Linked DNA regions of Mus musculus: region 1 is linked to region 2. A link is a contact called in ENCODE Hi-C or POLR2A ChIA-PET data. All regions are on one chromosome and are shown on one strand. The core of a region is the stretch at or near the end of the contact, and the rest is flanking DNA. Distances in the headings are between cores, read along the strand shown.

Evidence for each region. Hi-C counts contacts between places; a loop is a spot of excess contacts on that map. ChIA-PET counts read pairs that join two places held with the same protein, here RNA polymerase II (POLR2A).
Region 1: a loop to region 2 is called in a map of left cerebral cortex, with 4 times the contacts of the local background. The contact joins the promoter of Sertad1 here to the promoter of Coq8b in region 2. A Hi-C loop is called at or near these places in 1 of 37 maps with a recorded cell type or tissue (left cerebral cortex). POLR2A ChIA-PET finds 5 or more read pairs at or near these places in 2 of 5 experiments (Patski and embryonic stem cell).

The regions. Positions count from the first base shown.
Region 1 is chr7:27,484,253-27,490,992 of GRCm38, reverse strand. Sertad1 (SERTA domain containing 1) reads right to left here and starts at 4,040. Exons shown (of 2, transcript NM_018820.4): 1 at 3,915-4,040; 2 at 679-1,740. The coding sequence starts at 1,737. The coding sequence ends at 1,027. Gm38972 (a long non-coding RNA gene) reads left to right here and starts at 4,033. Exons shown (of 5, transcript XR_881906.2): 1 at 4,033-4,268; 2 at 6,578-6,700.
Region 2 is chr7:27,229,536-27,236,390 of GRCm38, reverse strand. Coq8b (coenzyme Q8B) reads right to left here and starts at 3,378. Exons shown (of 15, transcript NM_133770.2): 1 at 3,218-3,378; 2 at 2,819-2,926; 3 at 2,570-2,689; 4 at 2,384-2,450. The coding sequence starts at 2,923.

The DNA of each region.
Region 1 (6,740 bases), core at 2,791-5,290, 250 kb before region 2:
CTCCAGGAAACCAAGCTCCGCCTACCCCTTCCAGGCCCCTGGGGCTGCGTGCAGCTCCCGCCTCTCCAGCCCCACCCCGTCCGCAGTCTTGGAGCTTCCGGCCCCTGGGGAGGCCCAGGAGTGGCCCTCTCGTGTCACAGTCCCCAGATTCTGGACCCATCCTGCCCTTTGGGTGGCAGTCATTCCCCCCCCCCCCCAACCCCGCCCCAGCTCCTCCCTCCCTGCCCTCCCCACCATCCTTCCGCTCTCGGGGCCCTGCCCTGCCCTGCCCCCACGGCCGCCAGGAAGGACGCAGCCTGGGTCCCGTGCCAGGGCTGTGAGTGTGCGGCCCCTCCCAGCCAGGCCAGGAATGCAGCTGGACCGCGGGGGCGGCCGCAGACACCCGGCTCCGGCCAGGCCCAATGCTCCGCTCAGGCAGGCAGGTGGCCCCGGCTTGCCCGGACCTGGATAGCTTCTAGATGGAAAGCCAGCTGCCTGCCCCTGAAGGTCCTGCCTTCTCTCCACTAAACTTAGTGGTTTTATTTTGAGAGACCTCCTGAAAGCTCCCACCCTTTGCTCAAAGATATCTCATACCGGGAGTGCAATTTATTCCACTATAACCGTGGGAGTGTCACGGGATTACAAGTTTGATGTTATTTTATCCTTGATCGGCACAGATGCAAAGAAGCACACACACTTGGTATTTCCCAAAGCTGGTTTTAATTTCAAAAAATTATGAGGTCTCTTCCCACACTGGGGATAATGGGATGGGATAGCCCAAACTATTATCCCAGTTCAACCCCAGCCTGGCCCAAACACCATTACTGTCACTGGGCCCTGTCATTTCACCACTCGGGGCTCATTTCCAACTCCTTCACTGGTCAAGACAGGTGGATGGATGTGAAGTTCCCAGGACTCAGTACAGTCTCTCCAAAGTGACCCTGGCTCTCCTCTGTGAGGGGACGCCACCTGTGTCGTGTCAAAGTGGGTTGGTGTCACCACCAGGCTCAACTCAGATCCAAGTCAATTCTCCCTGGGTCCTAAGGGTCAGCGCCCAGGCCCTGGTGGCCTTTCCAGTGCCTGTGTGCCTACTAGTACATCCATGAGGTAGTCCAACTCCGCCTCATCCAACTCTGGAGGCTCCTCCTTGGCTGGGCCATTCTCAGGGCCGGGCTTGAGACCCTCAGAGGCTGGTAACCAAAGTTCACTGTCGTACATGGAGGTATCGATGTCCTCAAACAGGCCCTCCAGTCCATCGTCCAGCAGACAGCCAGTGGCTGGGCCTAGCAAGTCCAAGGCACCCAGGTTGGGTGAGATCCCCCCGATGGAGCGGCCTGGAGGCCCCTCATCTGCTTGGGGTTGGGGGGCCTGGTTCAGGTCCTCAATGTGGTTGAGATCTTCCAGGAGGCTGGCCATGGAGGCTGAGAGGCCAGCATCTGAGCTAGCCAGAAGGCTGTCTGCCACAGAAGGGGCTGGGGGCTGGATGGGCTCAGGCGGCAGGACAGGTGCGGGTTCCATGGACGCCTGGATGCGCCTCAGTGTGTTCACCACAAGCACCAGGTGCCGGAGGTCCGGCTCGCTCTGCCGCAGGCTGTGGTGGAGCTTGACCACTGAGAGGTCAAAGAGGGAGCTAGAAGCCACCGTCGGCGGGGTCTGCGCCACTGCCGGGTGGCTCGGATCCAACCAGCACGAGTCCACGGAGAGGGCTTCCATCGTCTCCTCCTCCTCCCGCTTGCGCTTCAGACCTTTGCTCAGCATCCTCTGCAGGGAGGAAGGAGCCATTCAGTTATGGGAAGCCAATACTCAGTTCACACCCAGCTCTGACAACTGCTGTCTGTGGGATCCTGACCAGTCGATTAACCTCCAGGTCTAGGTTTTCTAAGCAAATTCTTATTTGTTTCTAACGGGACAGGGTCCCGTGTAACTCAGGCTGACCTGCCCCCAAACGTGCTATGTAGGCAGCTTCTGCTCTTCCCTTCTTCCCCTTCCCAGCGCTGGGATTACAGGTGTGTGCCACCATACTTGGTGTATTTGATGCTGGGGATGGAACTTCCTGGGCCTCCTGCATGTAAGGCAAACATTCTACCAACTGAGTTATATTCTCAGCGTCCTCAGTGAGCTTCTGAGATACAGACAGCATTCTGTTATAAGTTGCTACTACAGATTAGATTAAAGGAACAAAAAGCCCTTGCAACATGGTCATTAGTACTTGAAATTTTACTTTTATTTTACATTTTTGTGTTTGTGTGTGTGCGCGCATGAGCGTGCAGATGTCCAAAGAAGCCAGCTGCTGGAATCCCTGGAGCTGATTTTAAAGTAACTGTACGCCATCAGATGTGAGTACTGGGAACTGAAATCAGGTCCTTTGTAGGAACAGCAAGCTCTAAAACCACATCACTAGTTCTTATTTATAAGCACTCTTTGGTTTTGCTCTTTTGAGACAGGGCCCCACACTGTAGTCCGGGCTGACCAGCCATTCCAGGCAATCCTCCTGTCTCAGTCTCCCAAGGGGTTAGGATTACAGGTGTGTTCCATTCCTTGATTACAAATACAGCCATCTTACACAGTTCAATACAGAGTATCTGCTATGCATGGAACTCTATGGTCAAATGTACAGAAAGTGGTAGGAAGATGCCATCCTGGGAGGTAGTCAAGGCAGGTTTTTCTAAGAAAGATAAGTACATTGAAGCTGAGTCCTGCTGTTTGCACTGTAGGCTATGGAGAAGCAGGGCCAGGCTTTCCTGAAAGAGCCAAAGGAAGACAGAGAGAGGTAAACCTGAACTGGGGAGTTTAAAAAAAAAAAAAAAAAGAAGGCCACCACACACTAGGAGCAGGCGCAGAGAGTGTGACACAGTAGGAGTCCCGGTGGGGGTGGGGAGCAAGCAGGAGGAGGCGCGGGCAGGAATAGGAGGCTTGGATTTTCAGAGTGTCAGGACAGAGTCATGGAGGGTAGGGTCTAGGCAGGAAGATGAATGGTGACGTTAGTTGGCAAGGTCTCTAGAGGATCCCCGGTAGCTGCTGCCTGGGGAAAGATCGGTGGCGGGGCAGCATCATGTGTGTGTGTGTGTGTGTGTGTGTGTGTGTGTGTGTGTGTGTGTGTAGGTTTGGAGATAGAAGTGGGCCTGAACTGCCTGCCTTCCGACTGCTGTACTCACTGGGATGCTGGCCGCTTGGGTTTAAAGCCTAAGCTGTTAGTAGTCACTCAAGGAAGTAAGGGTCCCGAACTTATTGAGGAAAGAGAGAGACAAGGGAAACCCTGAAGGGCCGCGGGAGTAAGTCATTGACAGAAGTTTGAAAATCGGTACTTTCTTCCAAGAGGACTAGAGTTTGAAGCCCCTAGCCTAATCTAACGGGGGCATAAAGGCCGCAGGGTCTCAGTCCCGGGGACGCTGCCTAGACCTAGCAAGACACTAAAAATCCAGTCTTTGCCCTTTTCGCTGAAGACCCGGGAGCCGGGAACCGCAGGAATTCAGCCCCCACCCCGACTCCGCCCCCCCGAGTCCCGGCGCCCCCTAGCGGTACTCCAACCTGGGCTCCCCCGGGGACTCCGGCCCCAGTGACCCCGGGATCCTTTAGATTCCCCAGGGTACCGCCTGTCCCTCCCGGGCCACAGCGAGCCGCGACCCCCGCGGGCCGCTCAGTGAGCCCGGCCTTCCCTCGCTTCCGGAAGGCAGCGGAGGCGGCTCCTCCCGGAGCGGCGGCGGCGGGGGCGGGTGAGTCACGCAGCCGGAGCCAGGGAGCCGGCGCCTCCGCCCCCTTCTCGGGCTCCGACGTGATTCACCCAGCCCGGCCCGGGCGGGCGACACATACAGGCCCTGGGCGCTCGATCCCGGTCAGCCCCGGCCACCATCTACCTAGCTGAGGTATCGAACACCCTAAAGAACCCGGCCCCCCGTACCCCCGTCTTTCCCCACCAGGCCCCTTCATTTACATACACAGATCACTCGCGGCCAATCAGAACGAAGAGGGAGCCACACGCAGCCAATCAGGAAGCGGCTGCCGTAGCATCGCTAGCTTGTTCTGCTCCAGCAACCGACACCTGGGACGGTAGGCGCAGTTCTGACTCCGGCGCACGACTCCAGACACTCGACTATCCCTAGTTCCCGCCCACTCGCGTGGCAGCCCCGCCCTGCAGCTCAGGGATCGGCTCTCGTTGGTGGTGGTGGGCGGAGCCTGAGCGGGGCCGTTCCAGAAGGAGGGGGGAGGTTGTCCCTAAAGCGCATGCCCAGGAGGACTGCCTGAGCGAAGGGACAGCTCTGGTAGCGATTTCCCTTGTGGGGCGATGACAGGTAGGGGTTTTGTACTTTAAAAAGTACAGGCCTGTCACTTCATGTGTTATTTTAGAAAACTGTATGACTTCTGGAAGAGGACCTACTTCTTGAGAGTTACAAAATTAACAGTTTTCTCAGTAGGGCTTAGGATACTGGACTCAATACAGTGAGACAACTGGATTCTACTATGATTAAAGACGGGAGTAAGGGGGGGACGGAACGACACCAGAGTCACGTCCTGGGCATCAGTTCCGGAGGAGCTGTGTGACTTTGGGCAGCAGTTTAAGTCCCTGAAAATAATTTCCTGCGGGGCGTGGTTGTTCACACCCATAACCCCAGTATGGGAAAACTAAAGTATGGGGGATTGCTTTGAGTTTGCAGCCGGACTACTTAGTGGATTTGAATCCAGCCTGGACCTCAGAGTGAGATCCTGTCTTAAAACAAAACAAAACAAAACAAAACAAACTAGCAAAAAAAACCGACGAACTTTTTTTTTTTTTTTTTTTTTTTTTTGCGACAGTTTCACTAACTTGCCCAAGTTAGCCTGGGAAACAGAGCAACCAACCCTCCTCAGCCTGTCAGTGACTGGAACCAGAGACTTATGCCACACCTAATATTCTTTTTTTTTTTTTTTTTGGTTGTTTGGTTAGTTGGGTTTTAGTTTAGTTTTTGTGTATGTTTTTGTTTGTCTCTTTGTCTTGGTTTTGGGTTTTCGTTTATTTTGAGACAGGGTTTTTCTGGGCAACAGCCATGATTGTCCTGTAACTCAATCTATAGACCAGGCGGCCTCTAACTCAGAGATTCACTAACCTCTGCCTCCTGAGAGCTGGGGTTAAAGGCCTGCGCTCCACACCTGGCCTTCAGCTATTCTTAAAATATGTTTGGAAAGGTACAGTTTAGTGAAAGAGTGCTTGCCTCACATTTCAGCATGTTAAACACCTGCACTTGGTTACAGCACTGAAAAATAAAATAAAGTAAAATAGCCTGATGATTTACTAAGAGTAGAACATTAAGGGCTGGAGAGGTGGCTCAGTGGCTAAGAGTACTTGTTGCTCTTGCAGAGGACCAGGCTCGGCTCCTGGTTCAGGTTCAGTTCAGCACCCACATGGCAGCTCATGACTGCCTATAACTGTAGTTTTAGAAGATCCAACACCCTATTCTGACTTTCTCAGTCACTCGATACACGTACTACATAAACAGCCAAACAAGCACAAACACAAATCCAAACAGTAGAATGCTGGGCTGAGGAGGTGGCTCAGTGGGTAAAGACACTGGTGCTGCTAAGTGACAAGCTGAGTTCTGTCTCCAGGGCTACAGAGAAACCATGTGTGGAGAAACAAACAAACAAACAGTCAATCAACAAAGAGCTAGTCTGTGAAGCTGGAGAGGTGGTTAAACTGTTAAGACTACTGTCTGGTCTTCCAGAAGACATGGGTTTGATTCCTAGCACCTACATAGGAGTCCCAACAATATAATTCCAGATGCCCTATTCTGGCTTTTGTGGGTTCCAGGCACATATGTGGTACATAGGCAGACATGTAGGTAAAACACCTATGTATACAAAGTAAGATAAATCTTCATGTGGTTGCTGGGATTTGAACTCTGGACCTTCGGAAGAGCAGTCGGGTGCTCTCACCCACTGAGCCATCTCACCAGCCCCCTAAGATAAATCTTTTAGAAGATCTATTATGTAACCAATAAAGGTTCAAGCACTATCTTCTATTTAACTTTTTTTTTTTTTTTTCTGAGGCAGGGTTTCTCTGTGGAGCCCTGGCTGTCCTGGAACTCACTCTGTAGACCAGGCTGGCCTCGAACTCAGAAATCCGCTTGCCTCTGCCTCCCAAATGCTGGGATTAAAGGTGTGAGCCACCACTGCCTGGCTCTATTTAACTATTTTTATTTTATGTGCATTGGTGTTTTGCCTGCATGTATGTCTATCTATGTGAGGGTTAAGGACAGGTGTGAACTGAACCCAGATCTTCTGGGAGAGCAGTCAGTGCTCCTAACCAGTAAGCCTTCTCTTCAATCCTTAAGCCTTATCTTTCTTTAGAAAACAAACTAAACTGGGTGTGGTGGCGAATACCTTTAAACCCAGCATTTGGGAAGCAGGGATATGCAGATTTCTGTGAGTTCAAGGACAGCCTGGTCTTCAGAGTTAGTTGCAGTACAACACAGAGAAACTCTGTCTTAAAAATAAATAAATGAAATAAAAATAAAAAAAGAGAATAGTAGTTGCTTGTTGGCCTTTGGTTTAATGTGAAAAGAGGATAACAATTCTAATTGGAGTCGGGATCCTGGTAGGTAAAGGCACATAATTCTCTCCACAGTCTATTCTATGGCCTGACCAATAACAGAGGCTTAGGAAGAGCTCAGCACTCAGCATGGTGGCTGTCATGACTCCTGTCATCCCAGCATGTACAAGGCAGAGGCAAGAGAATCGGGAGTTCAAGGTTAGCGTGTGCTTTATAGCAGCACAAAGGTGTTTTTAAT
Region 2 (6,855 bases), core at 2,129-4,628:
TACATGTGTATTTAACTTGTGGTTCTGGGAGCAGAACCCAGGGCCTCATGAATGCTGGCTGTGCTCTGTCTTCTCAGCCTCTCTCTCCATGACCAGGACACACATCCCCATGTCTTCCTCTCAATGAAGTCTGCTATAACTGACCAGGCCTCCTCTTTATTCCCTCCTTTAATTTTCTCTTCTGCTTCCACTCTCCTCTTATATACTTTTTGGAGACAAGCTCTCATGTATAGCCCTGGCTGGCTTAAAACTGGCTATGTAGACCAGGTTGGCCTAGAACTCACAGAGATCTGCCTGCTTCTGCCCAAGTGCTGGGATCAAAGGCCTGTGCCACCATTCCAGACCTTGACTCTTTCACTGTCACCATCTCTAGCATGCAGCTGGCATTTGCCAAGTATGCAGTGTGCTCCTGTATGACTGCCAGTGTGTCTCACGTGTTCGTTATGGTCTGACCTCCCCTCTCCAGCATAGCTGCAGCCATTCTGTCCCATTCTTGCCAGCTATTTCATAGTGTTGCTGTAACATGCCTGCCAGTCATTGACACAGACTTGGCTCTGAGCAAGGATGTGCTGACCACACACCCTGTTTTGTTCTGTGTGAGGTTTGCTAATTTTAAGAAATTCCACAAAGTTTTACATAAGACCCATCAAATCAAAGGTCAACATGAACTGTCATGTGTAAAATATAGTCAGAGCTGACCACTGGGCTGTACTTCCTGCACTTGCATATGAACTCATTTTGGTTTTGTTTTTTGGTTTTTTTTCCCTTTATAAGCTGACAGAAAAAAAAATCTGTTGCCATAGTTCAGATATTATGATAGGGCAGTTTACTTAACTTCTCTGAGCCTCAGTTTCCCTTTCTGCAAGATGTGAGCTTTCCTGTCAAACAGGTTTCACAGGGGGGGGGGGGTGAGAACGAAACGCATTAACACTGTTGGTTCAGGAGTGGCCACACCAACCACCAACTGTATGAACACTGATCCAAACACTTGGAAGGAGGAGTCGGGATTGGGGCTTTGAGGCCAGGCCAGGTTACAGGAGATATCATCACAAAAAGCATGTTTGTGCTGGGGAGTGTTAGGAGTGTGCAGTGGTGCAGGCCTTTAATCCCAGCACTCGGGAGACAGAGGCAGGCAGATCTCTGAGTTCCAGGCCGGCCTAGCTGCAGACCAGCTAGGGCTGCATGGTAAGACTCTGCTTCAAAAACAAACAAATCATATGTGTATAAACACGTATGAGCCGGGCATGGTGCGCGCATGCCTTTGATCCCAGCACTCCGGGAGGCAGAGGGAGGCGGATTTCTGAGTTCAAGGCCAGCCTGGTCTACAAAGTGAGTTCCACGACAGCCAAGACTATACAGAGAAACCCTGTCTCGAAAAAAAAAAATTATTTATTTTTTATTTGTATTTTATTTATTTTTAATCCCAGCACAAAGTGAGTTCCAGGACAGCCAGGACTATACTGAGAAACCCTGTCTAGAAAAACAAAACAAAACAAACAAGCAAAAACACGTATGTATCCATATTCAACATTTATATTTTGGGGAGTGGGGGTGGGTGTTCGAGACACGGTTTCTCCGTGTAGCCCTGGCTGTCCTGGAACTCACTTTGTAGACCAGGCTGGCCTCGAACTCAGAAATCTGCCTGCCTCTGCCTCCCAAGTGCTGGGATTAAAGGCGTGTGCCACCACTGCCCATTATATTTTCTTATATGCTATTTTCTTTCTTTCCTCTCTCTCTTTTTCCTTCTTCCCTAGACAAGGTCTGTGATGCCAGGCTGGTCTTGAATTTGTGAGTGCAAGCAGTCCTACAGTAGTAACCGAGCAGGCAGCTGAGCCTCCAGCCATGCACTCCCAGGCTTGGCTTTTCAATCTCTCGGTGTTAGCTTCTCAAGAACAGGGATTACAATGGCCCTTTCCCTCTTTCTCTCTCCCTTCTTTACCTTTCTCTCCTTTAAACAGGGTCTCATGTAGTACAGGCGGCCTCAAACTCTCTATGTTGCCAGGAATGACCTTGAACCCTTGATCATCCTGTTCCCTCCTACCTACATCCCAACTGCTGAAATTCCAGGTGGGTGTCCTGGCCACCTCCTTTCCTTTTTGGAGGGTTGGTTGCAACACATTACTTTTTGTTTCATACATGTCTGAACAATCTTGCTGCGGAACCTAAAGTCCTGCCACCTCACCTCTCAGCCCCCACTCCTCCATCAATAGAAGAAATAAACACAGGCCTAGCCTACAAGACCTTGCTCACATCAGGTTCTCAATAAACAGTAAGGTCTACGTTCTGTTTTTCCTTGTCTCTCTCTCCCTCCTAACCCTGTCTTTGATTCACCCTTTCCCTTGCTTCACCTGTAAATGTTCTCTCTGATCGAGGTCACACCTACCCCCAAAGCTGGCCAAGCGACTGATGCGGGAGGCAGGCACCTTGCGTTCACGAGAGCGATCACTCAGCTGAGAAAGAGGAGAGGTGTGAGGTAGGGAAGGTGGACAAGATGGCAGAAAAGCCCTGCAGACTTGCTGCCACTTTCCTCAGACTATCATGGGGGAGGGGGAAGAGGAAGCAATGATACCTGGGGCCGGGGTGCCTTCCTGAGCCGGGCCTCCCGTGCCCTGCGAATGTCATCTTCACTGAGGCCTCTTCCAGGCTGGTCTTGATGAACACTTTGGGCCAAGCAACTCCTACATGGCCCCTGCAGAGAAGTGGATTTTAAAAGAATGAAGGTCTAATCCTTTTTAGACCCATCTACATCATTTTACCTACTCCCCACCCCCCTTCCCTCAACCTCTTTTCCTTGGAGGCCCCCTCCTCAGCCTCTTACCCACCAGTGGGGCCTAGGTCCTAGGGCCCCCCCACAGGGCAGACGAACAGCCCTGCCCAGCGGTCCACAGGTCCTGCGCAGCATGGCACCTAGCTCCAGCCACATTGCCTAAGAAATAATAAGGATTACAGTACTGGGCCTCCTGCTTTGCGCTCTTGTTGGAAAAGCCCCCCTAACCCCCATATCTTTTCCCCTTTTATTTCCAGGTTTCTTCTAGTTACCCCCCCCCCCCCAGCCCGCCCACGTTGCTAAGAACTCAAGTTTTCCATAAGCGCCTCCCCAATCCCCACAAAACTCCTCGCTGTTGCTAAGGTTCTCTCCCGTTGCTAGACGTCCACAGAGCCGCCAGGACAACTCTCTACTTCTCAGCGCCCCTTTCGTTGCTAGGCATCGCCTTACCCTGGGCTGTTAAGCATTCACAATTCCTGTGCTGCCCCCTGCCTAGACACCCCGTTACGACCCCGTTACGGGGCACCTCCCCCGTTGCTAAGCACCCAGTCCACCAGGTTTAGGCTCCAGGTCTAGCACCCGCTGGGCCTCTTAAGCTTCCGGGAACGTCCGCACACCCGCCCCCTTTGATCAGCTAGCCAATGGTAGCACAGCAGCTCGCCGACGTTTGCAAAAACTCACCCCGCTGAGGAGGCGTGGCAAGGGGTGGAACCTAGGCTAAGGCTCTGTGGGTCTTCTGTGTTAGTCGGTGCGCACGTGAGCTCATTGTACTGACCAATGGTCCTTCTTGACAGAATTCTTCTACCCTCCTTTGTCCCTCTCTGTCCCTCTTTGTCTCTGTCTCTCTGTCTCTCTCTCTGTCTCTCTCTTCTTGCGTCCACTTCCCACCTGCTGAAATTGCAGGTCTGAACCATTATATCCACTTACATTTCCGCCTGCCAAGCTCAAAATCTATCCTATGTATTTGGACATCCTCCCCCAACCCCTGCCACCACGGATGCACGAATCCAGGGCCTTGTGCATTCCAGGGACGATTCTTGACCACTGAGCCACAACCCTAGAAATCTTTTTTTTTTTAAGATTTATTTATTTATTATATGTAAGTACAGTGTAGCTGTCTTCAGACACCCCAGAAAAGGGCATCAGATCCCATTACAGATGGTTGCGAGCCACCATGTGGATGCTGGGAATTGAACTCAGGACCTCTGGAAGAGCAGTCAGTGCTCTTACCCGCTGAGCCATCTCGCCAGCCCCAACCCCAGAAATCTTTAAACACATATTCTTCCAAGCAAACATTTCCCTTGCACATGGAGCCTCTCCACTTTGTACCAACACCCACGTCCTGGCACCCAGCCTCCTTCCTGGCACATATAAATCCACTGCCTTGCTTAGGAACTCTTCTCTGCCTTCACCATGACTCCCCTTGGCGGCATACTGTGCCGGTGTTCCCTCCTGCAGTCTACTCTCCACTCTGCCTACTTAGGAGATGGCCCTCAGTGGGAACCCTGCTTCCTTAAGGCCTGACATTTCCCAGAACACACTCAGTCAAGATTCCCAGCGCTGAGTCAGGAGCCTTGGCATGAGAGAAAATTGACTCACTCCTCTTGCTGTCTGGAATAGAAACAGCTGGTGGCTGGGACATCTTTCCCACAATTGAAGAGATGTGTTCCTCACGGCACCCTACTGTCGCTGTCTAGCCCCACCCCCTTTGTTGGGAAAGTCTGTCCCTTTACTGTGTGACCTCAGAAGAGCCCTCCTCCTTCTCTGGACCTCATGTTCTCTAACTTGTATGATGTCTGAGGTGGGTTCCCGTATCTGACTTCTTATTAGCCTATGAAGAGATGACTCATCCTGAAACCTTGGGCCTGTGCCCAATGTCCCTCCAATGGGTGACTCAATTTCAAGATTGAAAGCACCTCCAGTCCTCTTCCAAAGGTGAGGGTCTGACTCAGGAGCTGCAGGCTGCTTGCCATAAGGGACAGGCTGAAAAATCACCTCAGTGGATAATCCCACAGGGCCACTGCTCACAGTGGCCTCGCACCACAAACTCCATGTATCTGAGTTCATTGCAGATGACATAAACAAGGGCAAGGAAAGGGTAGAACTTGAACTCAAAGCTCTCCCTGGTACACTGGGATCATGAAGGCAGCCATGGTGGTGCATGTCTATAATCCCTGCATTTGGAAGAAAGAGGCGGGGAAAGCAAGAATTTAAGGCTATCCTTGGTTTTGAGGCTAGACTGGGCTACTTGAGACCCTACCTCAAAATAAATAAGAGGAAAGCATGGAGCTGCAGGTATATGTCAGTGATACAGCATGTGTGAGCCTCGGCATTAGAAAACAAGAGGTATCAGGTGGTGATGGCACAGGCCTTTAATCCCAGCACTCAGGAGACAGAGGCAGGAGGATCTCTGTGAGTTCCAGGACAGCCAAGAATACAGGGAAAGTCTATCACACACACACACACACACACACACACACACACACACACACACACACACACACACACAAACCCCCAAGGTGCTGGAGTTGGGGCTCAGCAGTTAAGAATGCTTGCTTTTCTTCCAAAGGATCCGAGTTCAGTTCCTAGTGTCCAGGTAGCTTCAATTACCTGTAAGCTCAACTCCAGATCTGATGCCCCCTGCTGGTCGCCAAAGGCACCTGAATGCACCTGCACAGGCACACATGTACACATAAGTAATTAAAGAACCAACCAACCTTGAGGTAATGATCTAGTGTCAGAGCCTAGAACATAAGTCCTCTAGACATGAAATCATCTTCATTTATTTATTTAAAAATCTAAGACCCTGCCAGGCATGGTGGCGCACGCCTTTAATCCCAGCACTCGGGAGGCAGAGGCAGGCGGATTTCTGAGTTTGAGGCCAGCCTGGTCTACAAAGTGAGCTCCAGGACAGCCAGGGCTATACAGAGAAACCCTGTCTCGAAAAAACAAAAAAACAAAAACAAACAAACAAACAAAAATCCAAGACCCTGGGCTAGAGAGATGGCTCAGAGGTTAAGCACACTGACTGCTCTTCCAGAGACCATCCCCAATGAGATCTGATGCCCTCTTCTGGTGTGTCTGAAGTCAGCTACACTGTACTTATGTATAATAATAAATAATTTTTTTAAACCCAAGACCTTGTGCCCATGTAAAACCCAGGCTCTTGTTTTTTGAGATTGGCTCTTATCATGTAGGCCAGGTTGGTGTTGGGCTAGTGAAACATAAGAATGTCTTGTGTCTGCCTCCTGTGTAATATGATTATATGAGTGTGCCATCACCCATGGTTTAGACATGAGATTTCTTCATTGTTTTAAACATTGAAATTCTTTTCTTTAAGATTTATTTATTATGTGTGTACATTATAGCTGTCTTCAGACACACACCAGAAGAGGGCATCCGGTTTCATCACAGATGGTTGTGAGCCACCATGTGGTTGCTGGGAATTGAACTCAGGACCCCTGGAAGAGCAGTCAGTGCTCTTAACCACTGAGTCATCTCTCCAGCCCTGGAATTCTTTCCTAAAAAGGTCTTACCTATGTACTTTATTATTCGAGGCAGGGTTTCTATATGTAGCTCTGGCTGACCTGGAACTAGCATAAATTCACAGAGATCTGTCTGCCTCTGTCCTGAGTACTGGGGATTAAAGGTGTGTGCCACCCTGCCAGCCTTAAAAAGATTTAATTTTATGTGTGCGGGTAATTTTGCCTGCAAATGTCTGTGCATGCTATGCATGCCCTGAAGAAACCACAAGAGGGTGTTCAATGCCCTAGAATTGTGGTTAGAGATGATTGTGAACCCCCATTCAGGGTGCTAGAAACCAAACTCCCAATTCTTCAAGAGAGCGACTAATGGCTCTTAACTACAGATCCATCTCTCCAGCCCTGAGACTGTTTTTGTTGTTTTTCTTTTTCTTTCTTCCTTCCTTCCTCTCTCTCTCTCTTTCTCTCTCTCCCCTGTTGTTGTTGGTTTGTTTGTTTTTCAAGACAGGGTTTCTCAGTATAGCCCCTGGCTGTCCTGGAACTCACTCTGTAGACCAGGCTGGCCTCAAACTCAGAAATCCGCCTGCCTCTGCCTCCCAAGAGCTG